4 separate regions of the Homo sapiens genome follow, and regions 2, 3 and 4 are each linked to region 1. The links are chromatin contacts, found by Hi-C or POLR2A ChIA-PET in ENCODE. All regions are on one chromosome and are shown on one strand. Each heading gives the region's core, a stretch centred on a gene start or an enhancer-like site at or near the end of the contact. The rest is flanking DNA. Distances are from core to core; before and after follow the strand shown. Region 1 overlaps RNF24 (ring finger protein 24). Region 2 has its middle 65 kb from the start of SMOX. Region 3 overlaps PANK2 (pantothenate kinase 2). Region 4 has its middle 50 kb from the start of RNF24.

Evidence for each region. Hi-C counts contacts between places; a loop is a spot of excess contacts on that map. ChIA-PET counts read pairs that join two places held with the same protein, here RNA polymerase II (POLR2A). Pooled maps may share reads with other maps.
Region 2: a map of CD4-positive, alpha-beta memory T cell shows a loop between it and region 1 (7-fold over the local background). The contact joins two enhancer-like sites. A Hi-C loop is called at or near these places in 1 of 168 maps with a recorded cell type or tissue (CD4-positive, alpha-beta memory T cell) and 13 of 50 pooled maps. POLR2A ChIA-PET finds 5 or more read pairs at or near these places in 13 of 52 experiments (A549, AG04450, CD4-positive, alpha-beta T cell and 10 more).
Region 3: a map of CD4-positive, alpha-beta T cell shows a loop between it and region 1 (1.9-fold over the local background). The contact joins two enhancer-like sites. A Hi-C loop is called at or near these places in 4 of 168 maps with a recorded cell type or tissue (CD4-positive, alpha-beta T cell, CD4-positive, alpha-beta memory T cell, CD8-positive, alpha-beta T cell and 1 more), 4 of 37 single-sample maps with no recorded cell type and 13 of 50 pooled maps. POLR2A ChIA-PET finds 5 or more read pairs at or near these places in 17 of 52 experiments (A673, AG04449, BJ and 13 more).
Region 4: a map of CD14-positive monocyte shows a loop between it and region 1 (2.5-fold over the local background). The contact joins two enhancer-like sites. A Hi-C loop is called at or near these places in 1 of 168 maps with a recorded cell type or tissue (CD14-positive monocyte) and 2 of 50 pooled maps. POLR2A ChIA-PET finds 5 or more read pairs at or near these places in 6 of 52 experiments (AG04450, BJ, Caco-2 and 3 more).

Annotation. Positions count from the first base shown.
Region 1 is chr20:3,986,490-3,994,409 of GRCh38, reverse strand. All of the region lies in intron 1 of RNF24 (ring finger protein 24), which reads left to right. Among named protein-coding and RNA genes, the nearest start is that of RNF24, 25 kb to the left of the region's middle. Within about 2 kb of position 4,774, at least 4 of the 41 ENCODE cell types and tissues checked have a DNase peak (open chromatin) inside an H3K27ac peak, as active enhancers do; they include CD14-positive monocyte, CD4-positive, alpha-beta T cell and CD8-positive, alpha-beta T cell, where a contact is called at or near this core.
Region 2 is chr20:4,079,920-4,087,839 of GRCh38, reverse strand. No RefSeq gene overlaps it. Among named protein-coding and RNA genes, the nearest start is that of SMOX, 65 kb to the left of the region's middle. RefSeq lists enhancers at 4,489-4,988, 4,989-5,490, 5,404-5,603 and a cis regulatory region at 4,422-5,119. Within about 2 kb of position 4,944, at least 24 of the 41 ENCODE cell types and tissues checked have a DNase peak (open chromatin) inside an H3K27ac peak, as active enhancers do; they include CD4-positive, alpha-beta T cell, where a contact is called at or near this core.
Region 3 is chr20:3,900,966-3,908,885 of GRCh38, reverse strand. It overlaps PANK2 (pantothenate kinase 2), which reads right to left. Exons shown (of 7, transcript NM_001386393.1): 2 at 608-960. Among named protein-coding and RNA genes, the nearest start is that of MIR103A2, 13 kb to the left of the region's middle. RefSeq lists enhancers at 2,069-2,148, 2,870-3,370. Within about 2 kb of position 1,250, at least 9 of the 41 ENCODE cell types and tissues checked have a DNase peak (open chromatin) inside an H3K27ac peak, as active enhancers do; they include CD4-positive, alpha-beta T cell and CD8-positive, alpha-beta T cell, where a contact is called at or near this core.
Region 4 is chr20:4,061,861-4,069,780 of GRCh38, reverse strand. No RefSeq gene overlaps it. Among named protein-coding and RNA genes, the nearest start is that of RNF24, 50 kb to the right of the region's middle. RefSeq lists an enhancer at 5,648-6,536. Within about 2 kb of position 5,045, at least 32 of the 41 ENCODE cell types and tissues checked have a DNase peak (open chromatin) inside an H3K27ac peak, as active enhancers do; they include CD14-positive monocyte, where a contact is called at or near this core.

The DNA.
Region 1 (7,920 bases), core at 3,525-6,024:
ATCTGTTATACTCCAGAGGTAGGTGTTTTAACCCTGTGCTTTTCCGGGGAGTTATAACTGACTGTTGATGGACAGGTGTCACAAATACAACTGATACATTCAGATTGTCACAGCCAATTCCTACCTTTATTTAAAGAGTGATTTTCTTTTTTCTATCTTTAGGGCCACTCTGGCTCTTTATTTCAGGATGTTTTCTTGATTATCTCATAGACCTAGCAATTCCCAAAGGAGGTTTGTAATATTCAATACTGTTTCGAGAAGTGCCATGACATTTTCAGAATAAAATGAACATTGATTAATTTTAATTTAAAAGACACAGTTCTTTGTCACAGATTGGAGGAGACTAAAGAGATACAATTAATGCAATGTGGGATCCTAGAACAGAAAAAGAATATTAGTGGGAAAGCTGGTGAAAATTGCATAAAGTCTGTATTTTAGTTAATAGGATTATATCTGTTGATTTCCTGTCTTTCTGCTATCCTTAGGTAAGATTTTAACATTTGGGGAAGTTAGGCGAAGGGTATTTGGGAACTCTTGCAACTTTTCTATAAATCGAAAATTATTTCAAAATAAAAAGTTTAAAAATATATACCTTGTTGCCAGTTATTTAGAAATTATGGTGTGGGCCTTTCTGGAGGCCCTCTAAGGCAGTGAAGATGATCCAAGATGCATCAGCATACTAACTGCCCACAGGAACCAACCACGGAAATTGTTTTTACTTGTGTATCCATTCTAACCCTACCAGTGCAGTCCAGGCTTATCAAGGTCCATGGAAGGCAGCAGGTTCTCATGGGAAGAGTAAGAGGTTTGATTTCAGATATGTGGCCAGGAGTGGTGGCTCACGCCTGTAATCCCAGCACTTTGGGAGGCTGAAGTGGGCAGATCACTTGAGGTCAGGAGTTTGAGACCAGCCTGGCCAACATGGTGAAACCCTGTCTCTACTAAAAATACAAAACTTAGCTGGGTGTGGTGACGGGCTCCTGTAATCCAGCTACTCGGGAGGCTGAGGCAGGAAAATCACTTGAATGTGGGAGGTGGAGGTTGCAGTGAGCTGAGATCGGGCCACTGTACTCCAGCCTGGGTAGTAGAGTGAGACTCTGCCTCAAAAAAAAAAAGATGTGAGTTTTCAGTTTCTTCTACCACTCACTAGTGGTTTCAGTTTGGGCAGCTAGCCTGACTTTTCTGAGTCTCAGTTTTTCATCTGAATACTGGGGAGCATAATATCTATCCCATAGTGATTATAAGGATTAAATAATATGTATACAACCTAGTCACAAACTCTAAAGCACAATGTAAAATGTTCATTTTGATTAATATCCAAATTAATCACTTGGAAAAAAAAGGTTCTCCAGTTTCAGGGATTATACATCAGGCTAACTCTTTTTAGGTAATTTTTCCTAGATTAATTGTATTGCTACATTGGATGTAATCAAAATCCATAGATGATATATTTAAAATTGTGCTTATAACATTTTTATTATTAACAATCCATTTGAACCTAAACCAATATGACAAAGAAACAAAGTAGTAAGCTGAACACTGTAGTCTATTTAATACAAAGATTTACTTGCATATTATTTTGACTTATTTAAGCCAATGTCTAGCCTTTTTGCTTTGGAAATTATGACACTAGGAAGAGAATTTCAAATATGAAAATCCCAAATCTGTCAGTTTCCATGAAATTTAAAGCCAAAGTCATTAATGGAATCCATGGAGCTATTTTCAAGGGAGACCCTAGAGAGATACAATGTCCAGTCTACCAATTGTACGAGACTTACAACCTTGTAGTTTGTTTGCAGAAGTAAATTATTCTATAACTAATTGAAAACAAGGAGCTTATTCAAAATACTGAAGTGTACAAATGAACAACAGCAAAAAAAAAAAAGACAAAATACTGAAGTGCTACCAGGTACCTGTGATGAAATTTTATATTTCTTGTTTTACATCCAAGTTTGTAATCTGTGTTACAAACTTACATCTAAAGTTTATTCTAAGTCCGTATTTCATGTGGCTTCATGCTCTGATTCTGCCTGGTAAAGTGCTGCAGTGTGGTTTCAACCAGATTGTAATTATTATTCTTCCTGTATGTTGATATAACTGCTTTACTAAAGTAGCCTCACATAGCTCAATCAGAGTTTTCTCCAAAAATGTCAGTCTAATGCCAAAACCAAAAGAGATCAAAGACATGGAAGATTTCCTAGTGAAGTCAGAGCTGCTCATCAGTAGTGCTTACCTTTGAATAAAGAGAAATACTTTAAAAAGCCAACTGTTATTGAGTGGGTAAAGTAATGAGTAAGATCTCTGTTATCCTCAAGGAGTATTGTATTGCTACACTGGATGTAATCAATGTAGTATTAGAGGATTACAATCAATGTAATTCTGCGCTCAAGGAGTACATTTTCCAACTCAGTAAAAAGTAGTGTATTAGCAAGTATAGATGGAAATTCCGTGTGTGTGTGTGTGTGTGTGCGTGTGTGTGTGTATATAGCCACACATATTCTATTCATGAAACGGCAATCTCATTAGATTAAGACAATAATGTGCATTATTCATGTTATTTTACTGTCATTCGAGAGATATTAGACAACTGAGAAGAAACAATTTATATATAATTATAAATGTATAATTAAAATGATCATTAAATGATTACCTTATCTAAGCAAATGCTGATTTAAGACAGATAGCTATAGGATATTTGTGAAGTATCTAATTATCCTTGTGATAATTTTTCCTCACTACATTTATCCAGAAAAAGCCAGGATTTTCAACTAAGTCTTTTAAATAAGAATCAAGGTTTTTAAATTTCTGTGAATCTTTACAAACAACTGGGACAATTTTCTTTAAAAATAGCTTCTTAAGGCATGGAGCAGTGGCTCACGCCTGTAATCCCTGTACTTTGGGAGACTTAGGCAGGCGGATCATGAGGTTAGGAGATCGAGACCATCCTGGCTAACACGGTGAAATCCTATCTCTACTAAAAATACAAAAAATTAGCTGGGCATGGTGGCACATGCCTGTAGTCCCAAGCTGCTTGGGAAGCTGAGGCAGGAGAATCACTTGAACCAGGTAGGCGGAGGTTGCAGTAAGCCAAGATGGCACCACTGCATTCCAGCCTGGGCGGCAGAGCGAGACTCCATCTCAAAAAAAAAAAAAAAAAAAAAAGTTGTTTAAAAAATAAATAAAAATAAAAATAGCTTCTTCCAATTCCATTTACAATTAAATTTTTTATTCTCTTTAATAGGTAACATTAACATATCCTAGCAGCAAAATACTAAAGATATTATAAACAGGTATTCAGTGAAGTCATTCTCCTTCCAGCCCTGTCAGAGGCTCAATCACTGATACCAGTTTTTTATATATTTTTCTAGAGACCTTTTTAGACAAATACAAAGCTAGCTTCTCTTTTCTTTTTATATCAGAGGTGATATGCCACATGCACTGTCCTGTGTGTTGTTTTTTTGTTTTGTTTTGTTTTTTACTTAGCAATGTTATCATGGAACTGTGCCAAATCTACATTTTTTTTTTTAATTTTTAGAGACAGGATCTTGCTCTGTCATCTTGGCTGGGATGCAGTGATGTGATCATAGCTTGCTGTAGTCTCGAACCTTGGGTCACAGATGATCCTCTAACCTCAGCCTCCTGAGTAGCTAGGACTAAAAGCATGTGCCACCATGCCCAGCTAATTAAAAAATATATATATGTGTGTGTGTATATATATATTATTTTTTTAACTGTGTTGGCCCAGGCTGGTCTCTAACTCCTGGCCTTAAGCAGTCCTCCCACCTTGGCCTCCCAAAGTGCTGGGATTACAGGTGTGAGCCACCATGACTGACCTGGTATCATTCTTTAACAACTGTAAAACATTAGATTGTGATGATATTCTATGACTTAACCAATTACATATTTAGGTTGCTTCCAACCTTTTGCTTTTATAAACAAGTTTGTGTGAAGAGCCTGGTACAAATGTGTCTTTGAGTATGCATGCAAGTACATCTGAAAGATAAATTCCTAAATGTGGAATTGCTGGGTCAATAGGTAAGTGCATGTATAATTTTGCTGAGTTGCTCTTGTGGAAGCCAATAATTCTACTCACAATTCCACTGATAATGTGTGAGAGTACTTTTTTCCCCCAAGCAGAAAGTTTCTGTGGATTTTTTTTGGGGGTGTTTCTGAGTTTTACTTAGAAAGGCCTTCCCCATTTTGAGATTATTTTTAAAATTCTTTGATATATTTTAATATTTTCATAATTTCATTTTTTATATTTAAACCTTAGGTACAGCTCAGATATATTTTAATACAAAGAATAAGGCTATCTTAATTTTTTTTCTCAACTGGCTACCTAATTGTCCCAATATCATTTGTGAATAATCCATCTCTCTCTCTTTCTCTCTAATGGGAAATGTCAGCTTTATGATTCCTATATTAATTTGGGCTATTCTTTAACTTTCTTGTATCTGCCAGCGTAGGCTAGGTTATGTTGTGGTAACAAACAACCTCAAAATCTTAATGGCTTATAACAAGAATTTTCCTTCCTTTTGGTACATGTTCATCAAGAGTTGGCTGAGAGCTCTACTCCGTGTCTTCTCACTCAGAAACTAATGGAGTTGCCACCATCTTGAACATTACCAGCTTTCCTGACTAAGGGAAAGAGGGGCCTGGAGACTCTCACACCATCAGTAAAATGTTCAGCCTGAAAGAGATATACATCAGTTCCCTTCACAGCTCGCTGACAAGTTTTAGTCACATGACTCTACCCACAACAAAACAGCAGGAAAATACAGTCATACATGTGTGCAGAAGGAAGATGGAAAGCTGAAAATATTTGGTAAACAACAACTGTCGTATTTCTATTCTGTCCTGTTCATCTGTCAATTCAAGTGTCAGCAGCACAGGTTTTTCTTTTTTTATTTTTTTTTTTTGAGATGGAGTCTTGCTCTGTCACCCAGGCTGGAGTGCAGTGGTGCAATCTTGGCTCACTGCAAGCTCCGCCTCCAGGGTTCACGCCATTCTCCTGCCTCAGCCTCCCGAGTACCTGGGACTACAGGCGCCCGCCACCACGCCTGGCTAATTTTTTGTATTTTTAGTAGAGACAGGGTTTCACCATGTTAGCCAGGATGGTCTTGATCTCCTGACCTCGTGATCCGCCTGCCTCGGCCTCCTAAAGTGCTGGGATTACAGGCGTGAGCCACCGTGCCCGGCCAGGTTTTTCTTTTTTAGAGTATTTCTGGCTGTGCTTTCATTTTCATTTTTACTTTTAAACTAGAATTAGCCTTTTTACCACTCTTGTCCTCTCAGAAAAGACAAACCCTGTCAGTTTTTTTGAATTGTATCTGCATTAAATTGATAGATTTAAGGAAAATTGACATCTTTATAATATTTAGCGTCTTTACAACCAAGAAGAGGGTATTTTAGTCATTCACATCTTCTTTTGTGTCTTTTATATTTTCTTAATACAGATTGCATGTATTTATTAGTAAGTATTCTTTTTGTTCTTTTAATAAGATTCTTTTTTATTTTACCGTCACCTGCAAATAATCATTTTAATTTCTTCTTTACAATCAGGTTGGTTTTCTTGAAGGATTAAAAAAGATACAGCCATTTTCAAATAACATAATCTATTATCCAAAATATTTTTCAAAAAATTTCATATGGGCCTGGTGCTGTGGCTCACGCTTGTAATCCCAGCACTTTCTGAGGTCAAAGCAGGAGAATCCCTTGAGCTCAAGAATTCCAGACCAGCCTGGGCAAAATAGCAAGACCCCATCTCTATAAAAATAAAAAAATTAGCTGGACTTCATGGTCCATGCCTATAGTTGCAGCTCCTGGGGAGGCTAAGGCAGAAGGATTGCTTGAGCCCAGGAGGTTGAGGCTGCAGTGATCTGTGATTGCACCTCTGCATTCCAACCTGGGCTACAGAGCAAGACCATGTCTCAAAAAAAAAAAAAAAAAAAAGAGTTTCTTTTCATGAGCCATCTCTATATTAATTCCAGTGAATAAGTAGGTTAACATTAATGATAAGTGCTGTTTATTCCAGTTACTGGACACACCAATTTTTTTTATTTTTTATTTTATTTATTTATTTTTTTGAGACAAGATCATTCTCTGTCACCCAGGCTGGAGTGCAGTGGCATGATCACGGCTCACTGCAGCATTGACTTCCTGGGCTCAAGCAACCTTCTCACCTCAGCCTCCTGAGTATCTGGGATCACAGGTGCATATCATCACACCTGGCTAATTTTTAAATTTTTTTGTAGAGACGGAGTCTTGCCATGTTGTCCAGTCTGGTCTTGAACTCGTGGGCCTAAGCTGTCCTCTCACCTTGGCCTCTCAAAATGCTGGGATTATAGGCATGAGCGACCACGCCCAGCCTGAAATACCAAAAAAAATTTTTTTTTTTTATTTTAAGCTGCTGCTGCTGCTGAAGGTGAAGATGCTTACATATGTGATTAGTTACCTATACATCTGGAAAATTTTTGTTTAATTTCCCTAATTTACATGATCTCTACCTATGCTTGCTTGTGTTTTTCTCATATATCTAGCCAGCCTCTTAAGAGTGAATACTCTCTAGTTTACTGTAAATTACTGCCTGCAGTGAAAACTCTTTAAATTATGTTCCCACTCATCCCCTTCCAAGAGTCCAGTACAATCACAGAAGAGGCTGAGCTCTTTAAATATTATGAGAATCTCAGAACCTCTGTTCATGTGGCTCATCGAATCCTCTATTATGGGATTCTTTTCATGGAAACACCAAATTTTTAAGAATCATATTTGTTTTGTGCTCTGCAGATATCTGTTATGCTGACCTAATAGAACCAGGAGCTAATGAGTCTTTAATGTAGACTAAAAATTGGCTCTGAGTAAAGAGGCTCACAGGCCCATTCATCAAACTTGAGAGAGATTTAAAATTAAACATCTGCAGATAATTAGAGGATAGTTTTGAGTGCCAAAATGAGGTATTGCTGTCCTGTTGCGTTTTGATTTTCCTCACAGCAGAAAAAAACATGTTTTCTTGGGAACTAAATCAGCTTTTTTCTAAAATTAAGTAGTTATGGTATTACCCCTAGAGTTTATTTCATGTTGAGATGGGAACCGCTCATTGCTTCGTATTTCTTTTCACACTGCCTTTGTGTAATTATGATGTAAATTTCAACCTGAGAGTATTTTCTTCCTTTATAACTTGTCTTCTATTTCATCCTCCTTCTGTCTCTGCATCACTCTGTGTTGTTTCCCCCTAACCCATATTCCTAAGAGTGCTGCCATCAATTAATCAAAAAACAATGAATCATGTAGAAGTCAATAGTTAAATGTTGATTAGCAGATTCTTTGTAAAAGTATAGGGCTGGGAGTTGTGGCTTACGCCTGTAATCCCAATGCTTTAGGAAGCCAGGGTAAGAGGATCCCTTGACCCTAGGAGTTTGAGGCTGCAGTGAGCTATGATCATGCTACTGCAATCCAGCTTGGGTGATGCAGCAAGACTCTGCCTCTTTTAAAAAAAAGAAAAAAAAGGCCAAGGTGGGCGGATCACGAGATCAGGAGATCAAGACCATCCTGGCTAACATGGCGAAACCCCATCTCTACTAAAAATGCAAAAAAATTAGCTGGGCATGGTGGCACGTGCCTGTAGTCCCAGCTACTTGGGAGGCTAAGGCAGGAAAATTTGCTTGAACCCGAGAGGCCAAGGCTGCAGTGAGCCTAGATTGTGCCACTGCACTCTAGCCTGGGTGACAAAGTGAGACTCTGTCTCAAAAAAAAAAAAAAAATTATACTGCATGCACACTCATGCCTGGGATATAGATGTCAGGAGGGAATTTGAGTTCTACTGAATCTAAGGCACAAAAACAGAAGAAGAAAGGCGCTGGGCATGGTGGCTCATGCCTCTGATCCCAACACTTTGGGAGGCCAAGGCAGGGGGGATCACTT
Region 2 (7,920 bases), core at 3,695-6,194, 93 kb before region 1:
AGAAGGGGTTTCACAATGTTGGCCAGGCTAGTCTCAAACTCCTGACCTCAAGTGATCTGCCCGTCCCAGCCTACCAAAGTACTGGGATTACAGGTGTGAGCCACCCCATCTGGCCAAAACATGAATTATTTATTTCTGGAATTTTTCCATTCAATATTTTCAATCTGTGATTGACAGCATCTAACTGAAACCGCAGAATGCAAAATTGCCAATAAGGTGGGGGACTATTGTAATTTTCTTTTTCTTTTGTGAACCACTCCCTCCCAGGGCCAAAAAGAGTCAGATCCTCTGCAGCAGGGGTCTCCAGCTCCCGCAGTACTGATCCATGGCCTGTTAGAAACTGGGCCACACAGCAGGATGTGAGCTGCAAGTGAGTGAGCATTACCGCCTGAGCTCCGCCTCCTGTCAGATCAGCAGCAGCATTAGGTTCTCATAGAAGCACGAACCCTACTGCAAACTGCGCATGTGAGGGATCTAGGTTGCACGCTCCTTATGAGAATCTGATTAATGCCTGATGATCTGAAGTCGAACAGTTTCATCCCAAAACCATCCCCTCCCCCCTACCCCGTCTGAGGAAAAATTGTCTTCCTCAAAACCAATCCCTGGTGCCAAAAAGTTTGGGGACCACTGGTCTACAAAGAATGCGCATGGATCAGGTGGGGACATGCTATGGTTTGAATGTCCCCTCCAAAACTCATGTTGGAATTTAACTCCCATTGTAGCAGGGTTGAGAGGTGGGGCCTTTAAAAGGTTGGTGAATGCCGTTATCAGTCAAATGGGTTAGTTATCCCAGGAGTGGTTTCCTGATAAAAGGATGAGTTTGGCCAGTTTTCTTTCTGTCTCACACATGTGCTTCCTCACCATGTGATATCTTCCACCATGGGATAAAGCAGCATGAAGTCTTCATCAGTCAGACACCAGCGTCATGCTCTTGGCCTTGCCAGCTTCCAGAACCGTGAGCCAAATACATTATTTTCTTTATAACTTACCCAGTCTGTGGTATTCAGTTATAGCAGCAGAAATGGACTAAGATGGAACACAAGAGAGGGAAGGAAGTGCAGAGAGAGGGGGAGAAGAGGGAATAAAACTTCCCCAGAGCTGCGGAGAGCCTACCCCATCTCTTCATCCCTGGGAATCAGGGAGGGGCTGCAGACACAGCCCCTAAGCCTGCTCTGCATGATGAGAAGCATAAAGACCTGACCCTACAGCGTAGTACCCTAAGCATGTTCCTCCTGCCTGCGATGAAAGGGGCTATCTCCCCACCCACATACAACCCATCTGCCTCAGGTGTCCACACCATGGAGGCAGAATGTCATGGGCTTGCTGTCAGACCATGTCAGATCATGCTGGGAGATAAATTCCCACCATTAACTCAGAACATGGTGGTGCTGGTTGTGGGGTCCTATGGCCAGAGCCTATGCCCTCGCTGTCCATGATAGCTGCATGGGGGGTGTAGGCTGGCACCAGCTACAGATGCCCTGAGAGCTGCTGTCCAAAGAGCTGTTCTGAAGAAGCTTTGCTGAGGGGCACAGGGCCGTGGGGGGAGAGAGAGGCAGCCGTGGGGGCGCCCCAGATGTTGCCCCATGCCCTTCCAGGGCCTGCCTGGAACTGAAGACACGAGCCCTTGTGAGAGTCAGAGGCACTCGGTCGGGCGCGGTGGCTCACGCCTGTAATCCCAGCACTTTGGGAGGCCGAGGCGGGCGGATCACGAGGTCAGGAGATCAAAACCATCCTGGTTAACACGGTGAAACCCTGTATCTACTAAAAATACAAAAAAATTAGCCGGGCGTGGTGGCGGGCGCCTGTAGTCCCAGCTACTCGGGAGACTGAGGCAGGAGAATGGCGTGAACCCAGGAGGCGGAGCTTGCAGTGAGCCGAGATCGCGCCACTGCACTCCAGCCTGGGCGACAGAGCGAGACTCCGTCTCAAAAAAAAAAAAAAAAAAAGTCAGAGGCACTCATCTGAGTTCCCACTTCAAATTGGCAGAGGTCAGGGAGGAGTCCCCACGATAGGACCTACAGGCTGGCAAAGAACGTGCAGGTGGAGGAGGCAAGACAGTGAGGTCACACCAAGGGGCCGGAGAGAGGTCATTCCATGACTGATGTTCTTGGAATCCGGAATCTGCCCTGCGTGCACAAAAATGCCCTCGGAGAGCACGGGGCTGGGGAGCTGGCAGAATCTTCACAGATGCTGAAGAGAGGCACAGCGCAGGCCCTCCCCTGAGTCTTCCCTGATGAAAAAAGGAGGCCAAGGGCAAAGCGGAGAGTGCCGGAGAGCCCTCATTCCTGTTCCCTCGCCACCTGGGGCCCGGGAACCAGACGGACCCTGCGTTAGGATGTGCCGTTGCTGCCTGACTTAAGGCTGGAAAAATACCACGCCCAAGGGTTGGCAGGGGGCTGTGGCTGACCACCAGGGGGCAGCTGTGAGCCCCATGGCCAGGCACGCGCATAGCTCTCTTCAGGGAAAGCAAGCCAGGCTTTCACTGACTGAGACCCTGCTTTAAAAATCTCAGCCAGTAGCTGCTCCCCTGAGCCCATAAGGAGTCCTCAGGTTGAGAGGTGTGCGATGTCCTCCAAGAAACCTTTGTCCCAATAGGCAGACCCCTAAATACCCCAACCACGTTTCAGTACCAAAAATGGGATCCTATACTTTAAAAACCTGACCTTGGTGTGACCCCTAACCCTGGCCTCAGACTTCCCCCAAACCCATTGCAATCCTTCATTTATTTAACCAGTATTTATTTAGCATCTACTATATACCAGCAGCCTATTAGACACCTGGGATTCTTCAGTGAACAAATCAGACAAAGACCCCTGCCCTCCTGGGACTTCTATTCTCTGAAAGGAAGGTGCCATTGAACCATCCACAGTTGCCCGTGATTGGCCAGAATGATTTGGGTGGCTCTGAATGAAGCCATCATGCAATTCAGCTTCGGACAGGTGACTCAAGTGGTTCTAAGGAGCCTCGCCTTACAGCTTGAGCATTAGGCCTCCTGACCATCAGACCCAGAGAGAGTGATGAAGACTGAGGACATCTGAGTCTAGGAGAGACTTCAACTTTTTGGCGTGTGACTTCCATTTCTTTCTCTCAAAAGTAGAGGATAGTGCCTTATTCTTTGAAATTTGCAATGTACTGCCTTTCGACTACAGGGCTTTCACAGAGCAGAAATCTGTTGCTTATTTGATCTGAAACTTCAGTGCTCAGAGAAAATATTCACCTCGGTCTCATTGCATCATTCTCTGAAGAAGGGCCTCTGGGTACCAGTGGCCAAAATCTCATCCTCTTATTCCAAAGATTGGTTCCCCTCTCTGTCTTCTCTCTCTGCGTGTTTATGGCACCATTCTTCCCCAGAGACCTCAGCTGGAAATCTCAGCCTCATATCTAATTCCTCTCTCTTTCTTCCCCAGATCAATCCAGACACCCATCAGTTCTACCTTCTAAATGCCTCTTGATCCTGTTCTCTCCTCTCCACCCCATAGCCACTGCACTGGCCAGGCCACCATCTTTGCTCACCCACACAATTGCCATGTCACAGTTGATCCCCAGATTCCTGTTCTGAAGATACTACTGTCAAGCCCCTGTGCATGGTGTCCTTCAGGCTCATTCGCTTCACCTGAGGGCCCAACCAGGCAAGCTCTCTCCCTGCTGCCTCCTGCCATCCCTACTTACCCCTCTGGACCTCTGCTCCTCTCCTGGCACCTGTACTTCCTGCAGCTCCTCTCTAAAATTTACCAAAATACTCTATCTCCACTTTCACCCTCCCAGGAAGCTCTCCCCAACCAGGCCATTCAAGTAATTCCTTCCTCTATAGCATCTTATTCTTCACTATCCAAGCTTACCTGGGGCAAAGTCCTGTGTTCCCGCAAAACTGTGAGCTCCTGAAGTCAGAGTCAGTCTTTGTCTCCTCTTTGGCCTCAACTAGTGCCTGGTCCCCATGAAGGACCTAGAAGATACCTGCTGCATGGCAGATAGAGCTAAAGGCATCAGTGGCATGGTTAAATCAACCTATGACACCTCAACTCTCAGAAATATGGAGTAGATGTGTTTTTTCCTATTCTTTCCAGTAAATATGGCTAAAAACCCTAGATACTGCCTATAAAACAAGCATCTGAAAGCAGAGAGAAGAAGGCAAACCAGCTAGGGACTTTGGGGCCTAGGGAATGACACAGCAATGAGTTCTCTGGGTTTATCTTTTTGGCTCATATATCCCAGACAGTGTGCAAAGAAGCCAGCATTCTGGAAACAACAATGGGAATAGATGCCCCACAAAAGCCCAAGAAAATCCTGCTCTGCTTGCCAAAGGACCAAGATGGAGTGGCCTAGCAAAACAGAAAACTTTTAGACAATGATCGTTCTGTGCCAGCCAAATACCATAGGAAAAAATGTAAGACCCCACCCCCACCCGCACCATCAAAGGCTGAGTGGGGAGCCTCGGCTTCATGGCTAGGCTCAGGCTGGACTTCACGGCTTCAGGCTATCATGAGGTTTCAATCTCCTTCCCCCTGGCCAGGCTAGTGTCAGAAAAAGCTGGGTGGGAAGCCAGGACTTTTATCCCGCTGGGCAGCAATGAGGTCTCCCTTCCCAGGGGTGTCAGTGGAGACCACATGGGAAGCCTGGACTTTCATTCCCAGCTGGTGGTAACGGAGCACCCCTCCTCCTCTCCCCCGCCCTCCTCCTCTCCCCCGCCCTCCTCCTCTCCCCCGCCCCCCTCCTCTCCCCCGCCCCCCTCCTCTCCCCCGCCCCCCTCCTCTCCCCCGCCCCCTCTCCAGTGGTCTCAGAGGAAGCCTGGTGGAGACTCAGGACTTTCGCAACTGCCAAACGGTAACAAGGCTATCCTGCTTCCCCACAGTATCAGTGGAGGTCACATGTGAAGCAGTGACAAGGGAACTCTGCCCCTCCCAGCCAGGGTGTTGTCGATGGAGACCTAGTAGGAAGCCTGAACCCTACCCACTGCCCAACAGTGATGAGGCGCTCCTTCCCTGACCCTGACTGTCAACAGAGGCAGAGTGGGGAACCTGGACCTTCACCTCACCTGACAGGAACAAAGTAGCAGCCCCTTTCCCTAGAGCAAGTCAGAGGAGGCCTCTGCTAAATCAGATTTAAAGAAGCTCCAAGGTCTCACAACAGAAACTCAAAATGTTGAGGTTTCCGTTGAAAATGACTCATCAAACCAAGAACCAAGAAAACCTCAAATTGAATTAGGAAAAATAATCAACAGACACCAGTGCCTAGGTGACATGGATATTAGAATTGTCTGACAAGAATTTCAAAGCAGCCATCATGAAAATGCTTCAATGAGCAACTACAAACCCTTGAAAAAAACACACAAAAATAGAAAGTCTCAGCAAAGGAACAGAAAGTCGTGGGTCTCAGCAAAGAAACAGGAGACATAAAAAAGAACCAAATGGAGGCCAGGCACAGTGGCTCATGCCTGTAATCCCAACACTTTGGGAGGCTGAGACGGGTGGATCATTTGAGGTCAGGGGCTCAAGACCAGCCTGGCCAACATGGTGGAAACCCCATCTCTACTAAAAATACAAAAATTAGCCAGGCGTGGGGGTGCCTGCCTCTAATCCCAGGTACTCAAGAGGCTGAGACAGAAGAATCCCTTAAACCCAGGAGGTGGAGCTTGCAGTGAGCCGAGATGTTTGCGCCACTGCACTCCAGCCTGGGCGACAGACCAAGACTCCTTCTCAAAAAAAAAAAAAGAACTAAATGGAAATTTTAGAACCAAAATATACATCAACAAAATTTAAAATTCAATGGATGGATTGAACAGCAAAATAGAGATGACAGCATAAAGAATTAGTGAACTTGAAAATAGAACAATAAGATTACCCAATCCAAGCAACAGAGAGAAAATAGTAGAGAAAAAAATGAACAGAACCCAAGAGACTTGTGAGGCTGTAACAAAAGATCTAACATTTGTGTCACTAGAGACCCAGGTGGAGAGGTGAAAGGATCTACATTTGAAAAAGTATTTGAAGAAATAATGGCTAAAAATGTCCCAAATTTGACAAAAGACATGAACCGACAGATTCAGGAAGCTAAGTGAAACTCAAACAGGATAAACCCCAAGAAGTTCAAATCAAAACATATCTTGGCCAAACTTCTAAAAACTAAAGCCAAAAAAAAAAAAAAAAGTCTTGAAAGCAGAGAGAAATGACGCATTGCCTACAGGAGAAAAATAATTGGAAAGACGTCAGATTTCTTATCAGAAACCCTAAAGTCCAGAAGAGAGTGGCACATTTCTTTTCTAGTGCTGAAAAGAAAAAAAGGAACTCTCAACCCAGAATTCTATATCCAGTAAAAAGATTATTCAAGAATGACGGGAATCCAGATGTTCTCAGATTAGGAGAACCAGGAGAATTTGTTGTCAGCACCTGCCATTTAGGAATGACTAAAAAGAAGTTGTCTAAACAGAAAGGAAATGATGAACAAAGGAATTTTTCTTTTTTCTTTTTTTTTTTTTTTGTTGAGACAGAGTCTCGTTCTGTCACCAGGCTGGAGTGCAGTGGTGCAATCTCAGCTCACTGCAACATCTGCCTCCCAGATTCAAGCGATTCTTCTGTCTCAGCCTCCTGAGTAGCTGGGACTACAGGCACACGCCACCATGCCCGGCTAAATTTTTTGTATTTTTAGTAGAGACGGGATTTCACCATATTGGCAAGGCTGGGCTCGAACTCCTGACCTCATGATCCACCAGCCTCGACCTCCCAAAGTGCTGGGATTACAGGCGTGAGCCACCACACCTGGCTGAATGAAGGATCTTAGAACAACAGTAAAGAAGAAAGAACAATGAAAAGCACAAAAATATGGATAAATACAACAGACTTTCCTTATCCTCTTGAGTTTTCTTTCTTTCTTTCTTCCTTTCTTTTTTTTTTTTTTTTTTAGATGGAGTCTTGCCCTGTCGCCAGGCTGAAGTGCAATGGCGTGATCTTGGCCTCCCGAGTTCGAGCGATTCTCCTGCCTCAGCCTCCCAAGTAGCTGGGACTACAGGCACGCGCCACCAGGCCCAGCTAATTTTTGTATTTTTAGTAGAGTCGGGATTTCACCACGTTGGCCAGCATGGTCTCGATCTCTTGACCTCATGATCCACCTGCCTCGGCCTCCCAAAGTGCTGGGATTACAGGCATGAGCCACCGTGCCAGGCCTCTTCTTTAGATACAGTGATGGGGTCTCACTATATTACCCAGACTGGTCTTGAACTCTTAGGCTCAAGCAGTCCTCCTGCCTCGGCCTCTCAGTGTTGGGATTACAGGCATGAGCCTCTTGATTTTTCTAAATTATGTTTGACAGTTAAAGTAAAAAATGTACTTTGGGATGCCAACGCGGGCGGATCACCTGAGGTCAGGACTTCAAGACCATCCTGGCCAACATGGTGAAACCCCGTCTCTACTAAAATTACAAAAATGAGTTGGGCGTAGTGGTGCACACCTGTAATCCCAGCTACCTGGGAGGCTGAGGCAGGAGAATCACTTGAACCCGGGAGGCAGAGGTTGCAGTGAGCCGAGATCGCACCATTGCTCTCCAGCCTGGGCGACAAGAGTGAGACTTCGTCTCAAAAAAAAAAAAAAAAAGGCCGGGCGTGGTAACTAATGCCTATAATCCCAGCATTTTGGGAGGCCAAGGCAGGCGGACCACGAGGTCGGGAGTTTGAGACCAGCCTGGCCAACATGGTGAAACCCCATTTCTACTAAAGATATAAAAAATTAGCTGGGCATGGTGGCATGCACCTGTAATCCCAGCTACTCGGGAGGCTGAGGGAGAAGAATCACTTGAACCCGGGAGGCGAAGGTTGCAGTGAGCCGAGATCGTGAGATCGCACCATTGCACCCCAGACTGGGTGACAGGGCAAGACTCTATCTCAAAAAATAAATAAATAAATAAAGCAAAAATTATAACACCGTATGATGT
Region 3 (7,920 bases), core at 1-2,500, 82 kb after region 1:
CAATGAAAGCAAGATAGAGCGCCTGGCAGCATTCCCCAGGGGCCAGACATGGTGGCGAGACTCCAGTTAAGTGTGCAGCACAGAACACATCAGAAAGCATTCTGGGAGAGGAGGGCTCTGCAGTCACCCATCTCAGACCAGCCCTGAGCCTGAAAACACCACTTTTGACCAGAGTTCCTTATTTTTTTCAGTTAGTGAACATGCCAGCAAACAACTGAGGGAGACAAGAGAAATTATGTGGTAGACAAGACTGAAAACAATTTTATGACATGAAATGATTTTAATTATATTTCAATCTCATTGTTCATGATCTAATGATGTTCCTTTTAGGTAGTTTCTTCCTCAACGTATAGCAGATGCCCTAATTTTTCATACTAAAGGAGCAATAAAATGCTACCCTTTTAGTGGTTCTGATTGTCGTCCATACATCTGAACTAGACAACCACCTCTAGATGGCCAACTCCTATCACTAGCGTACCTTTAATCTTCATTTGACTCAAGAAAATTCAAGTTCCATTAGAGATGGAAATTATTTCACCACTTGCTACTGGCATTATTTTTAACAATCAAATTACCATAAATTGTATATAAGCTAAAAAATGCATACTGTGAGAAAATCCTGCTCAAATTTGTACGCTCCACCTCCAGTGGCACAAAAGACAGTGTGGAGACTCGAGAAGTTTTTATCTCTGCCCATTTGAATAAAAGCAGGCATGTCATGAGTGGGAAAGCGTATAAAGTGCAGATTGCCTTTGCGTCCACACAGAGTCAGGTCCTTCAGCTCGAGGTGCACGTCCCGAATGCCTGTAGACCCATAAGCCACATTGGAGGTCAGGTACTTCCGAATGCTTTTAAGACTTTCCACTTCTTCCTCTTCTTCTTCAGCAGTGATGTCTTTGGGTTCAAAATATACCAGCTTGACCAGAGTTCCACCGATATCCAGTCCAAACCATGGAAAAACTAAATGGGGAAGAAAAATAAGTCAGAACAGCTTTTTTCTGAAAATTAAATTTACCCTTACCACAGTAGCAACTTATTTCAAACGCTAGGGTTTCCAAAGAACATAATTCTAGGCAAAAGGGTTTTGGGGCAAAGAAATGTGATTCTGTCTTGATTTAGATGCATAACTTAAAAAAAAAATACTACGGCAAAGACGAAAAAGAAAAATATCAAAGTATTGAGCCAACCCAACCATTCTGTCAGACAAGCGCAAACCGCACTATGAAGTGTTTTAAAAATAACAAGATGACTACTCGTAAGCCTCAACTGTGAAAAACAAAGATTCAGAATGAAAATCTCTCTTTCCTATCGGCTTAAAAAAAAACATTGAGACTTCAGAGTTCTGGTTTAGCAGCAAACTAGAAACAGGAAATTCCCAAACCTATGTAACATATAACCTCCAATGGTCAATTTATCTTTCAAAATCTGATATTCCAAAAATAAAAGGTTTCAATAGACATTAACACCGGTTCCCAAAATGTCCTTTAGGCCAAGCGCAGTGGCTCACACCTGTAATTTCAACACTTTGGGAGGCCAAGGTGGGTGGATCACCTGAGGTCAGAAGTTTGAGACCAGCCTGACCAATATGGTAAAACCCCATCTCTACTAAAACAAAAATTAGCCAGGCATGGTGACGTGCACCTGTAGTACCAGCTACTCAGGAAATCTAAACCAGAACTGCTTCAACCTGGGAGGTGGAGACTGCAGTGAGCTGAGATCACACCACTGCACTCCAGCCTGGGCGACAGAGTGAGGCTCTGTCTCAAAAAAAAAAAAAAAAAAAAAAGGCAGGGCTGGGCACGGTGGCTCACGCCTGTAATCCCAACACTTGGGGAGGCTAAGGCAGGTGAATCACAAGGTCAAGAGACCAAGATCATCCTGGCCAACATGGTGAAACTATCTCTACTAAAAATACAGAAATCAGCTGGCTGTGGTGGCGTGCGCTTGTAGTCCCAGCTACTCCGGAGGCTGAGGCAGGAGAATCGCTTGAACCCATGAGGCAGAAGCTGCAGTGAGCCAAGATCGCACCACTGCACTCTAGCCTGGCGACAGAGTGACACTCCGTCTCAAAGAAAAAAAAGGCCTGAAGAGATTGGATCAAAGTGGACTGCACAGACATATGGAAGGTCCCAATTTAATGAGGGCTCAAAGTAATGATTTTTCAAATTTACAATGGTGCAATAAGCATTCAGTAGAAACTCTACTTCAAGTATTTATTGTTTTTTTTATTTTTAGTACAGTATTCAATAAATTACAAGATATTCGACATTTTATTGTAAAATAATTATCTTTTATATTATTCATTATTAAATCATCTAGCTTTATGCTAGAAGATTTTGCCCAACTGTAGGCTAATATAAGGGTTCTAAGCACATTTAAGGTAGGTTTGGCTAAGCTATGATGTTCAATAGGCTGGGTATATTAAATGCATTTTGACTTACAGTATTTTCTTTTTCTCTTTTTTGAGGTAAGGTCTCACTGTCACCCAGGCTAGAATGCAACGCCACAATCTCAGCTCACTGCAACCTCTGCCTCCTGGGCTCAAGTAATCCTCCTATCTCAGCCTCCTGAGCAGCTGGGACTAAAGGTGCATGCCACCACACCCACCTAATTTTTGTATTTTTTGTAGAAACAGGGTTTCCCCATGTTGCCAGGCTGGTCTTGAACTCCTGGGCTCAAGCAGTCCACCCAGGTCAGCCTCCCAAAGTGCTGGGATTACAAGTGTGAACCACTGCGCCCAGCCTGATTTACAGTATTTTGAACTTCTGATGGGTTTATGGAATGTAGCATAAACATCGTAAGTCAAAAAGCATCTGTACATGCTTCCCCTCCCAATCTAAATCGTAGAAATTACTAAAGATGTGGGTTTAGGCCGGGCACGGTGGCTCACACCTGTAATCCCAGCACTTTGGGAGGATGAGGAGGGCAGATCACCTGAGGTCAGGAGTTCAAGACCAGCCTGGCCAACATGGTGAAACCCCCATCTCTACTAAAAATACAAAATTAGCCGGGCGTGGTGGCGGGCACCTGTAATCATAGCTACTCAGGAGGCTGAGGCAGGAGAATTGCTTGAACCCGGGAGGTGGAGGTTTCAGTGAGCCAAGACAGCACTACTGCACTACAGCCTGGGTGACAGAGCAAAACTCCACCTCAAAAAAAAAAAAAAAAGGGTGTGGGTTTATTGATATATTTGATATATTATTTTCTAAAATAATTCTGGGAAACAAGAAGAGATAGCAGGCCGGGTGTGGTGGCTCACGCCTGTAATCCCAGCACTTTGGGAGGCCGAGGCGGGAGGATCATGAGGTCAGGAGATCGAGACCATCCTGGCTAACAAGGTGAAACCCCATCTCTACTAAAAATACAAAAAAATTAGCCGGGCGTGGTGGCGGGCGCCTGTAGTCCCAGCTACTCAGCAGGCTGAGGCAGGAGAATGGCATGAACCCGGGAGGCGGAGCAGTGAGCGGAGATCATGCCACTGCACTCCAGCCTAGGTGACAGAGCGAGACTCCGTCTCAAAAAAAAAAAAAAAAAAGAGATAGCAGCAGCAGAACTAGGTTTACAGAGGCAATAACCATGCATAAGCCTCAAAAGAGGAATGCTATTAAAACTGGGATCAGCTATGAAGGTGAGAGAGAGAACGTAGGGGTATTCTATCCAAGCCGTAGGTTCAGGGCGGCTACCATGGGGAAACAAAAGCAGGTCTGGTGCAGTGGTGCAGTCACAAGCGATGGTGGGGAAATGTGTTTGGCACAAGTGGACAGGCCACTCCCTCTACCAATAACCATGTTCTATCCCCAACACTGACAGAAGCAAAGTCTTCACTGGAAACAGGCACTGGAGCCCCAGAATCAGGATGGCACTCAGGTGGCTGCTATTACCCAGAAGAAATAAGGAGACATTTTACCCCATATTTTGCCACGTATCTCATACCTCCCCTAAAATCAATCCTGACCAACTGGTAAACAGACACTGAATCCACTGGCAGAAGAACAGGAATTCTCAAACCAGAGATTATCACTTTTACAAACTAGAAAAACTACAAGGGAAATAAACACTACAAAAATGAGAAACTAAATATCTGAAGAAAGAGTTGCAGGAATAAACAGAATCAAAAATATTCTCAGAGGTAAAATCATAACTCATCCATAAAAAAAGCTACCATAGAGAAAAATCAAAAATTAAAAAACGATTGCCAGATGTGTGTGGCTGCAAAAATTAACACGATAAAATTATATACAACTAAATAAACAACGTACAAAAGAATCCATGCAAAACTGTTTCTATTTATTTTTCACCTTTTATTTTTATTTTTAGAGACAGCGTGTTGCTCTGTTTCCCAGGCTGGAGTGCAATCACAACTCAATCACAACTGACTGTAACCTTGAACTCCTGGGCTCAAGCAATCCTCCTGCCTCATCATCCCAAGTAACTACGACTACAGGAACACAACCATGCCAGCTATTTTGGAGAGACAAGGTCTCACTGTGTTGTCCAGGCTGGTCTCCAACTCCTGGCCTCCAGCAATCCTCCCACTTTGGCCTCCCAAAGTGCTGGGATTACAGGCCTGAGTCATCATGCCCAGCCAAAATTGGCAAAATTTAAATACAGTTTGTCCATGTTAATTTCCTAATTGTGGGAAAGAATGCTCTGAAAACCAAAAAAAAGGGACAAACTACTACATATTTAATATTCATGAATCTCAAAAATAGGGTGAGTAAAAGAAACCTTGCACAAAAGGCTACATACTATATTATTCCATTTATATGAAACTTTTGAAAATGCAAACTGGCCGGGCACAGTGGCTCAAGAATGTAATCCCAGCACTTTGGGAGGCCAAGGCAGGCAGATCACCTGAGGTCAGGAGTTCAAGAGCAGCCTGACCAATATGGTGAAATCATATTGTACTAAAGTATGTACGTATGTACTAAACATATGTACTAAAAATACAAAATATTAGGCTGGGCGCAGTGGCTCACGCCTGTAATCCCAACACTTTGGGAGGCTGAAGCGGCCGGATCACAAGGTCAGGAGTTCGAGATCAGCCTGACCAATATGGTGAAACCACGTCTCTACTAAAAATAAAAAAAATTAGCCGGGCGTGGTGGCACATGCCTCTAATCCCAGCTACTAAGAAAGCTGAGGCAGCAGAATCGCTTGATCCCAGGAGATGGAGGCTGCAGTGAGCCGAGATCACACCACTGCACTCCAGCCTGGGCAACGGAGTGAGACTCCATCTCAAAAAAAAAAAAAATTAGCTGGGCGTGGTGGAACGCGCTGAAATCCCAGCTACTTGGGAGGCTGAGGCAGGAGAATCACTTGAACCAGGAGGCAGAGGTTACAGTTAGCCGAGATCATGCCATTGCACTCCAGCCTGGGCAACAAGAGCAAAACTCAGTCTCAAAAAAAAAAAAAAAAAGGAAAAGAAGAAAAAAAAAAGCCGGGCGTCGTGGCTCATGCCTGTAATTCCAGCACTTTGGGAGGCTAAGGCGGGCGGATCACCTGAGGTCAGGAATTCAAGACCAGACTAGCCAACATGGCAAAACCTCGTTTCTACTAAAAATACAAAAATTAGCCCGGTGTGGCAGTGCATGCCTGTAATCCCAGCTACTCGGGAGGCTGAAGCAGGAGAATCACTTGAACCCAGGAGGAGGAGTAAATTTCAATGAGCCAAGATTGCACCACTGTACTCCAGCCTGGGCGACAGAGGGAGACTCCGTCTCAAAAAGGGGGAAAAAAAAAAAAAAGGCAAGCTAATCATTTTTACATCTGAAAGCAAGCAAATCATGGGCTTGAGAGCTGGGGTTGGACTGCACAGGAGGAGGGAAAAACTCTGGTAACCCAACTCTTGTTTGGGGGTAAAAGGGGTGTGTGTGTGTGTGTGTGTGTGTGTGTGTGTGTGTGTGTGTGTGTCTATACACATCTGTCGAAACTCATGGAACTGTATATTTTAAATGGATGCAGTTTATTGTATGTAAATTACAACATTAAAGACGCTGTTATAAAAGAGAAAAAACAATTGCTAAAATAAAACTTGACAGATATATTTAACAGCAAAATGGGCACAGAAAAAACAAATAGAAAACAAAATTAAAAGATTATCCCCAAATGCTTTTCAAGTATGAAAGAAAGGTCAATATAGTCAATATAGAGAAAATGGAACCTGGCTGGGTGCAGTGACTCACACCTGTAATCCTAGCATTTTGGGAGGCCGAGATGGGAGGATCACTTGAAGCCAGGAGTCCAAGATCAGCCAGGACAACACAGCCAGACCCCATCTCTACTTTAAAAGAAAAAAAAAAAACTAGGCCAGGTGCGGTGGCTCATGCTTGTAATCCTAGCACTTTAGGAGGCCGAGGTGGGTGGATCGCTTGAGGTCAGGAGTTCGAGACCAGCCAGGCCAACATGATGAAACCCCACCTCTACTAAAAATACAAAAATTGGCTGGAAATCGCTTGAACCTGGGAGGTGGAAGTCGCAGTGAGCCAAGATTGTCCCACTGTACTACAGTCTGGCCACAGAGTGAGATTCCGTCTCAAAAATAAAAAATAAATAAAAAATTAGCCAGGCGCACACCTGTAGTCACAGCTACTTGAGAGGCTGAAGTGAGAGGATAGCTTGAGCCCAGGAGGTCAAGGTCGTAGCAAGCTATGACCATGCCACCGCACTCCAGCCTGGGTAACAGACTGAGACTCTGTCTCTAACTAAAAAAAAAAAAAAAAGAGAGAGGGAGAGAATATAGAACCAGAAGGACCAACATCTTATGTTAGTTCCAGAAATTTCCTTGGGGAAAGGGAAGACACCAATCATCAGGTTACTCTAAGGGCTGAACAGTGTTTATCGGTCAGCAGAGAAGGGGAAGACAACTTAGACACATCCTATTGAAATTTCAAGATATCATAAGGAAAAAACTGAATTCCTATAAAGATACATAAATCACATAAAAGTCAGTATCAGACTTTTCATCAGCAGCACAGATGCCAGAAGACAACGGAGCACTGGCTTCAAAGTTATAAGGAAAATGATTTTGAAACTTATATCCAGCCAACCAAATAAGCTTTCAAGCGGGAGTGCAAAAACAATTTTCACATATGTAAGGGATCAACTTTACTTTTCAAAGACCTTCTCTAACATAATTGGTAGATGAATGCCATAATTTTAAAACATCCAAGAGCTTTAAGAAACTTTTTTTTAATCCAAGAGCTTTAAGAAATAAACAAAAGTACTGACTTTTACAAAAATAAGCAATCTGAAACTAAAATACTTACATGATTTCGACATAGGAAGTTGAAGAGGGAAGAGAAGGGAGAAGGAAATGAAAGCAAGCAGCAGTTCTGTCTTGTTGGAAAAGGGAAGAAAAGATAGATTCTGATTAATTCTACACAAGAATATAGAAGTGATAGTTTAAATGTGTCAAAATTTAGAGGTAACTCCAGAGGAGAAAAAAAAAATGACTTTCACATTAGAAAAAAAATAAAGCAATCAGTTCAAAAAAGCTGATTGACAAGAAATGGGGAAAAGTACAGTAAATACAAAACAGCCAGGTGTGGTGGCTCATGCCTGTAATTCCAACACTTTGAGAGGCCAAGGTGGGTGGATCACTTGAGGCCAGGAGTTGGGAGACCAGCCTGGACAACACAGCAAGACCACATCTCTAAAAAAAAATTTAGGTATGATCACGTGCACCTGTAGTCCCAGCTACTCCAGGGGCTGAGGCAGGAAGATCGCTTGAGCCCAAGAGTTTGAGGCTAGTGAGCTGTGATACAGCCACTGTACTCCAGCCTGGCAGCAGAGCAAGATCCTACCTCTTAAATAAATAAATAAATAAATAATAAAGCCTGTAATCCCAGCACTCTGGGAGGCCAAGGCAGGTGGATCACTTGAGGTCATGAGTTCGAGACCAGCCTGGCCAACATCGTG
Region 4 (7,920 bases), core at 3,796-6,295, 75 kb before region 1:
CCACCTTTGAGCATCGAGCTTCTGCTGGGCCAGCCAGGTGGAATTCCCAGTCATCTCCACCTCCTTTTTGGTATCAAAGACTGGGAAGAAAACTGTTTCCACGACTCTGTGAGCAGAAAGGGGGGAACCTCACAACTGGATTTGAGAGTATGTCTTTGCCCTCAAACTAGGGGCTTCCTGAGGCTGTGCTCTTTTCTACCATCCAACTCAGGACTCAATGTAGAATGGAGGCTGGGCATGGTGGCTCTGGAAACTCTAATACCGGCATTGTGGAAGGCTGAGGTGGGAAGATCACTTGAGGCCAGGAGTTTGAGACCAGCCTGGGCAACATAGTGAGACTCCCAGTCTCCACAAAAAAAATTTAAAACTTAAGTGTGGTGGTGCATGCCTGTAGTCCCAGCTACTCGGGAGGCTGAGGCGGTAGGATCACCTGAACCCTAGAGCTGAGGCTGCAGTGAGATAGGATCCTGCACTCCAGCCTGGGTAACAGAACAAGACCTTGTCTCTGGGCAAAAACACGAAAAACCCTATAGGCTGGAGGAAGCGTTTTATTCCCCCTACAGGACCCAACAGGTTCTGAGAGCAACCAAATGTCTAATTCTCCCACGTGTCCCCCAAGATTGTTGACACTCTAGCTGGGACATACGGGGCCCCCATAAGTAATTCCTAGATGAACACACACAGCCTTCAGTGCTGAGGCCTGAGACATCTGCTCCCAGCTATGCAAACAGTCCCACGTCACAACTAACCATGCAAGGGGCAGGGGGCTCAGACTTGCCCAGCCCACCTTTCGGTCCTCTGGACTGCCCTCCATGCTGGCTCAGTCCTGTTCTGTCTACCTCTGCTCAGCACGCCTTCCTCCCACACAGCTTGACAAGTTGGCCACCTCCCAGCTCCCCACCCCACCCTGTCTCCTGCTTACCCTCCTCCCCATGCTCTGCGAGTCTTACATAGTCTTACACTTGGTAAGAAGCCAAGCCTTGCCACATGTGCATGTCCTGCAGGCTTCCCTTCCTGCAGGTATGGCTTTGGGCTCTGGACTCTGGGTAGACCCAGGAAGTGGGGGTCATCAGGGGAGACAATGTAGCAGGCAGGCATGTAGGGCAACCAGAGTCAGCCTATGAGATACCAAGGGCAGGTCCTCTTATGCCCAGAAGATTCATAACAACGGCATAAAAAATAGTGGAAGACCCTGGACCCACATGCTCTGAGCTCCAGCCCCTCATTGTCACAAACTGCAGTGTGATTTGGGACTGTCACTTTGCTTCTCAGTTCCCCCATCTGTCAAGTGGAGATGATAACCATTGATAGTGGATCCTATAGGCATCCTGCTCACTCCTTGAGGCCTCACCACCTCAGGGAGCTCCCGCTGCCTTCCACCTGTGAATCTGCATGTCTGCACCTGAGAGCTTTCTTTCCTAAACTGCAGAAGGCCAGGCAGCATGCTGGAAGTGCCAGGGAATTAACAACCCTTAGCAGAGCCCTTCTTCTAGCTATAACTCACAGGAGTTGATGGATAAATACCCCAGCTCCCTCACTCCTCAGGCAAGATAACTCTGGGGCACGTGTTCTACTCTGATGCCCAGATTTCCCCCGCAAGACTGAACTCCAGTTGCCCACAGTGGTAACTAGCTTGATAATACACCCCTTGTGGGCTGCCTTCCTTCCCCATTTCACAGAACTACTTGTGTTCAAAGCCTTGTCTCACGGTCTGCCTCCAGGGCAGTCCAAACTAAGACATCATCCCAGCCCTGTCGCAACACCATTAGCCCGTGTGTGATCGAGATGATGGCAGAGGCTACCAGCAGGTGTTTGAGCCCAGGGCTGGGTGAGGGTCTTCCCAGCCCTTATCTCTACTCTGGACCCACAGGAAACTCCACAAGAAAGTGTCAGAGGATGTTGGTGGGACTTCTTCTGTTGTCCTGGAATGGCAGCCAAGGCCTGAAACTGAGGTCAGGAGATGCTTGGGACCCATATTCTAGAATGAGCAACATGTGAGTCACCAACAGCTGAGTGCCCAACTCCTCCTTTAGTGAGAGGCAGTGCAACCTGCTCCTCCATGCATTCCACCCAAAGAGAGGACTGGGGAGGGGAAAGGCGGGCCATAGTGAATTTCATTCTCCAGGATGACAGGATTTCCCTCTGTCTCCCTGAAGCAAGGGATGAAGGGATTCCGAGCTAATCAGAGGAATAGTCAATGTGCCCAATTGCACATCCCTCCAGACCAGGCTTAGACCTTTTGTTGAGACCAGCTAATTCTGTGTCCTGTGCATTCTACAATTCTAAGTCCCTCCCTTCTGTCCACTATGATGACCAACAACTGGGCTCTCATCGTCTCCCACCTGGTAGCTCCAGCAGTCTCCTCTCCAGCCCTTCTGCCTCTCTCAGCCTCTTGTCTGTTCCAATCCATCCCTCTAAAGTGGATCTTTCAAAACCAGGCTGGCAAACTACAGCCCATGAACCAAACACTGCCTGTGGCCTGTTTTTGTGTAGCCTATGTGCCATGAATGGTTTTTACAGTTTTTACATTTGTTTTTAAACAAAACAAAGAAAACTGTGTGACAGAGATGTTTGCCAGCCTCTGTTCTAAAGCATAAATCTCATCCTGCTTAAAGGAGTGGCCTCCCTACCAGCCTCATCCCACACCATTCACCCCTACACACCCTAAGCCTGTCCTCTGTGTCTGATACACCCTCCCTCCCTCCCTGGTATGCCTGGTCAACTACCTACACTTTCACAGTCACTCTAAATATCCCTTAGGCCTAGGCTTATTGGCCTCACATCATGCTTTGACTGCCCCTGCTCTGAGCTAGAGGGCAGAGGTTGGCCCCCGCAGGTTCCTGTATAGACTGGATGACAGCTGATTTTGACCAAAAGGTGGAAGATGAAAGAGCAGGAAGAAATGAGATTCTTCCAAGAGTCTCTGACCCTAGCTGGGTCTATCCAGGGCTCCAAGCTCCCAGTAGGTACATCCACCATGGTTCCAGTCCTAGCAGGTGGTGATCTGAGAGCTCCTCACCGCTCTCCTCATCCTACCCAGGGTGATTGGTAACAGCTTCCTGCTGTTGCTAATCTCTGGGTTGCATCTAAGTAACTTCTCAGCTCTTCCATTACCCACGTAACCCATTCCCTGCGTGTCATTACCCCTCTTTAAACATTGGCTTTTGGCTTTTGTTTTCCCCGTAGGACTCTGACAAATATGCCTTTTTTTCAGGTATCCCCTGACCCCTAGATTAGCTCAGGCCCCTACTACTGCCCAATGACATCGTTCACTCATTGCTTCAATAGGTTATTTATTGGATGCCTATGGCCAAGGGTCAGCAAACACAGCCAGCTGTTTTGTAAATAAAATTATATTGGAACACAACCACACCCATTCATTTACATATCGTACAGTTGCTTTCAAAGGCAGAGTTGAATAACTGCACCAGAGACCCACATGTGGCCCATGACACCTAAAATATCCACTCTCTTGTCCTTTTCAGAAAAAGTTTGCCAGCCCTTGTTTTAGGTACCCAAAATGTAGTCCTGGGACCAACAGCAACTTCTTCACCTGGGAGCTCGTTGGAACCACAGAATCTCAGACCCACAACGAGACCTGCTGATTCGGAGTCTGCATTTTTACAAGGTCCTCAGTTGATGTGTGTGCACATTGAGGTGTAAGAAGTGCTGCCTTAAGAAGTCACCCCCTTATCATAGCTCTCATCCCATTCATTGGTCATCATTAACAAATTAATTTTTTTGTCTTCCCTTCCAGAGGCAAGAGCAAGGATTATTAGTGTTGGTCTTCTTCGGAACCCCAGTGCTGATAAGTTGGCTGGCCCAGAGAAGACGAATGCAGTGACCCTCTGACAAATATATTGTTGAAGAGAGTCATGGAAGCTGAAGGAAGAGAGAGTTTCAAAAACAGCAGTTACCGTTTTTCACATATGAGACTGGCAAAGATAAAAAAGTTTGTTAACACACGGTGTTGGGAGAGCACAGGAAATAGGCTCTCTCTCACATGTTGTTAGCACAACCTCTCTGGGGAGGTAAGTTTGGCAATATTCATCAAAATTACAAATGCACAGACTCTTTGACCCTGCATTTCCACTTGTAGGCCTTTGCCAAGTGATTAATATATGTACTGCACAAGAGCAAAAGGTTGGACAAAACCAAGTATTCATCAACAAGGAATCTGCTTGGTAAGTTGTGGTGTATAATAAAACTGTGCAACTTTAAAAAAGAAATCCATCACTGAAAAATATCTGAAAAATTAAAAAAAAAAAAAAAAAGAAGGAGCCAGTGCAATCTCCAAGGTACGTTGCATAATAAAGAAAGATGTGTACTAGTACACATCAGATAATAACCAAAACAGGGCAGGGAGACAGAAGAGGAACTATATATTTGCCTGTATATTCATAAAATGTCTCTTAAAGGATGTACACAAAAAAACAACAACACTGGCTGGCCATGGGAAGGGATGGCTGGGTTGCTGGGGGCAGGGATATGAGGAGACTTTTCACTACCTACTCTTTGGTACTTTTTGAATTAAAAACAGACTGGGGAAAAAAAACAGGAAAAGCTACAGAAAATACAAAATGTGTACAAAAAAAATACAGAAACGTACACACACAAAAAAATAGAGGAAAGTAGAGGCATGTTTTAGACGTCCAGTCTAGAACCTTCCTACTCAAAATGTAGTCCACAGACCAGCAGCATCAGAATCACCTGAAAACTAGTTAGAAATGTAGAACCCCAGGCCCTACTCCAGATAAACTGAGTCAAAATCTGCATTTTTAACAAGAGCCCCAGGGAATTAGCGCAGGCGTTACTAACTGTGACACACCGATCCAGGCAACCAGAGAACTCACTTGTAGCAGCTCCACCTGGTTTCCATGGTCTGCTACTAATAAAACAGCTGCCTTTCCCCCCTAACTGGGGCTCTGTCCCGGTGAGACATCAGGGCCCAGGCTGTTCCCATTAAGGGGCAGGTTTCCAGCAGCTCCTCCCAGGCCCTGGCTGGCCCGAAGCCCAGTGCCCTGGCGGGTCCCCAGCCAAGGAGACAGCTCACTTCCTCCTTCTGGAGCCGCTGGGACTGCTCAGAACGGAAACATTGGAGAGGTCTCCACTCCCCCAGATGTAAACTCTTTCCAACACGAATAAAGATGTATGTGTCTGGCTCAGGTTTATTTATAAATGGTATTTATCTATCTGCCAGGACCTCTGGGTACCTGGTACCTGACCTAGTGGTGGAAGAGAAGTCAGCGGAGGGGTAGCAATGGGCAGGCCCCATTGGAGAAGGAGGGAGAAAGAAAGGCCAGGAGCTGGGCTGCTGCCTCTGCATCCTTGATCCTCTGGAAAAACTCCAGGCCACATCTGGAGGCCACATCTGGAAGCAGTGACTCTGCTGGACTTTTCAGAGCAGCAAGAAGGAGGAGCGAGGGAGGAGTGGGGAGCTGCACTGACGTCGGTCCAGACCACCCAGGACTTTGCAATTGGAGGACTAGGCAGGGAGACTAATTTTCCCACCACCCGACTCCCAACTCTCTGACCCCAAGGACTGGGCAAGCACAGAGCCAGTCATGACTGAATGCCCCCCACTGCTGCTGTCCTGAACTCCCCATGCCTCAAGCCGGAGGGACTCTGTACAAGCCAAGCCCTCTCTGTTTCTGGATCCTTCTATTCCCACGGCCTCCTAACAGTTGCAGCCTCTCCCACAAACAGAACCCCAGGTCCTCCTCTTCTCCCTTCACATTTCCTCCTAGGTCCCTCATCTGTGTGGCTAATGTCTCTTCAATTTAAAACAAAACCATAAAACCACTAAAAAGTGTACAGTCCAAAAGAGTTTACAAAATGCTTCGCCACAGTGAGCCCTATTTCACTCCCTCCCAGCCCTGCAAGGTTCGCATTCCTACCCCTACTCTGCATAGCAGAACACTTAGTGAGTGCAGGAAATGCTAATGGGCTTCACAAGACCTTTCAGCCTGTAGGTAGCAGAGGCCTCTGGACTCAGGTGCACACCTGGGCTGCCGTCTGCCAAGGCCTCAAGGCCTTCTCAGTGCAGGACTCCACATCAGACAGGCCTTGATCCCATCAGCCGCCTGCTGACATCTCCAGTTCTGCGAATGGTTATGTTCCTTGCCTGGCCCACAGGCCCCAAATTCAGATACCTATTTCCTCCCCATCCCCTCTATTGTTCGCCACCTCAGGCCTACCCCATCTCAGAGTCTGGGCAAACATCCTATCCCTATCTTCCCAAACACTACTGTCATTGTTTCCCAACCAGCCCCCCGTCCCTGGGGCTTTTCTCCTAGTATTTCATGTTCCACAGCTGCCCTCAAACCCTCCAGGATAGACTAATTACAAAAGTGGCCCCAATCCCCAGAGTTCAAGGCCAGCCTGGGCAACACGGCAAGACCCCACTCTACAAAAATAAAAATTAAAAAGTTAGCTGGGGCATGGTGGTATGCCTACAGTCCCAGCTACTCAGGAGGCTGGAGTGGGAGGATCACTTGAGCCCAGAAGTTTGAGGCTGCAGTGAGCTATGATTATGCCACGTGCTCCAGTCTGGGAGTGAGAACTTGTCTCTTAAAAAAAAAGGAGGTGGGCCACAGTGATTCCTCTTCCTGTAACCACACCCTTTGCAGTGTGACTTTGTATCTTCTCCCATCAAAAGGCACAGTCTATTCTCCTACTCCTCGAATCTAGGCTGGCCTCATGAGTTGCTTTGGCAGTTCAAATACGGTAGAAGTGAAGTGGTAGAATTGCCCATTCTGAGCCTAGGCTTCAAGATGCCATATGCATTTCCTCTTCTCTTGGAAATCTGTCTTGCCACCATGTAAGTAAGCCCAGGCTAGCTTTCTGGAGGATGAGAAACCATGTGGCCCAGGCACCCCCATTGGCCCAGCCAACAGTCAGGCCAACCAACCATATGATGAGGCTGTTCTGAATCCACCAGCCCCTCCACCCCCTGCCAATCAGCTGACTGCAGATGCATGAGGAAATTCCATGATCAGCTAAGCCAGCCCAGACCAGAAGGACCACCCAGCAGGCCCATAAATGAGTAAGAAATAATAAATGGTTGTGGTATTAAATTACTAAATTTTGAGATGGCTTGTTGCACGGTAAAAGCAAACTGGTACACCCTTTGTCCTCTATTCACAGAAGTCCTCTTAAGGACTTCTGAGGCAAAATTCTTCATATTCAAACCTTCCTAAAGAAGTTGCTCTCTCAGTTTCATTTCCCACAACTTCTCCGAAACCTGGTTGCCACAACGTCCCCTGAAATCTCTTGTTCTTTCCATCCTCAAACCTTTGTTTATATAAGTCTTTCCTCCTCTCATTGCCCCTGCCCCTACCCTGAATACCATCACCCTCCTTCCTCCACCTCTCAAAATCATGTCTTTAAATCCCTGACTGTGGGTCTACCTCACTGTGAAGGGTTTCTTGTTCCAACTCCTTTGACACACTTAGTCTCAAACTTTGCTCTAATTTGCTGTGCTTGCCAAAGAAGCACTTAATCATATCTTTATCCTGCCTTGTTTTATCCTGCATTGGTTCATTATAGACCAGGAAGGGCAGCTAAATTTGACCTCATATGTCTCCGCAGACAAGTTAGTAGAAAATGCCTAGAGAGCATCTGGCATCTGCTAGAAAGACTGCCATGATTGATTCATAATGTCTGCCATAAGCACAGGCAGGTCAGTACTGGCCATTCCTGATCTAGTGCAGGGATTCTTGCACTTTTTGTATTGTTAACCTTATAGACTCCCTCTAAGAATATTTTTAAATGCATAAAATAAAATATATCAGATTACAAAGGAAGCCAATTACATTGAAATATTGTTATCAAAATATTTTAAAATGTGTAATATAAGAATATATATGCTTTAGGCCAGGCACGGTGGCTCACGCCTGTAATCCCGACACTTTGGGAGGC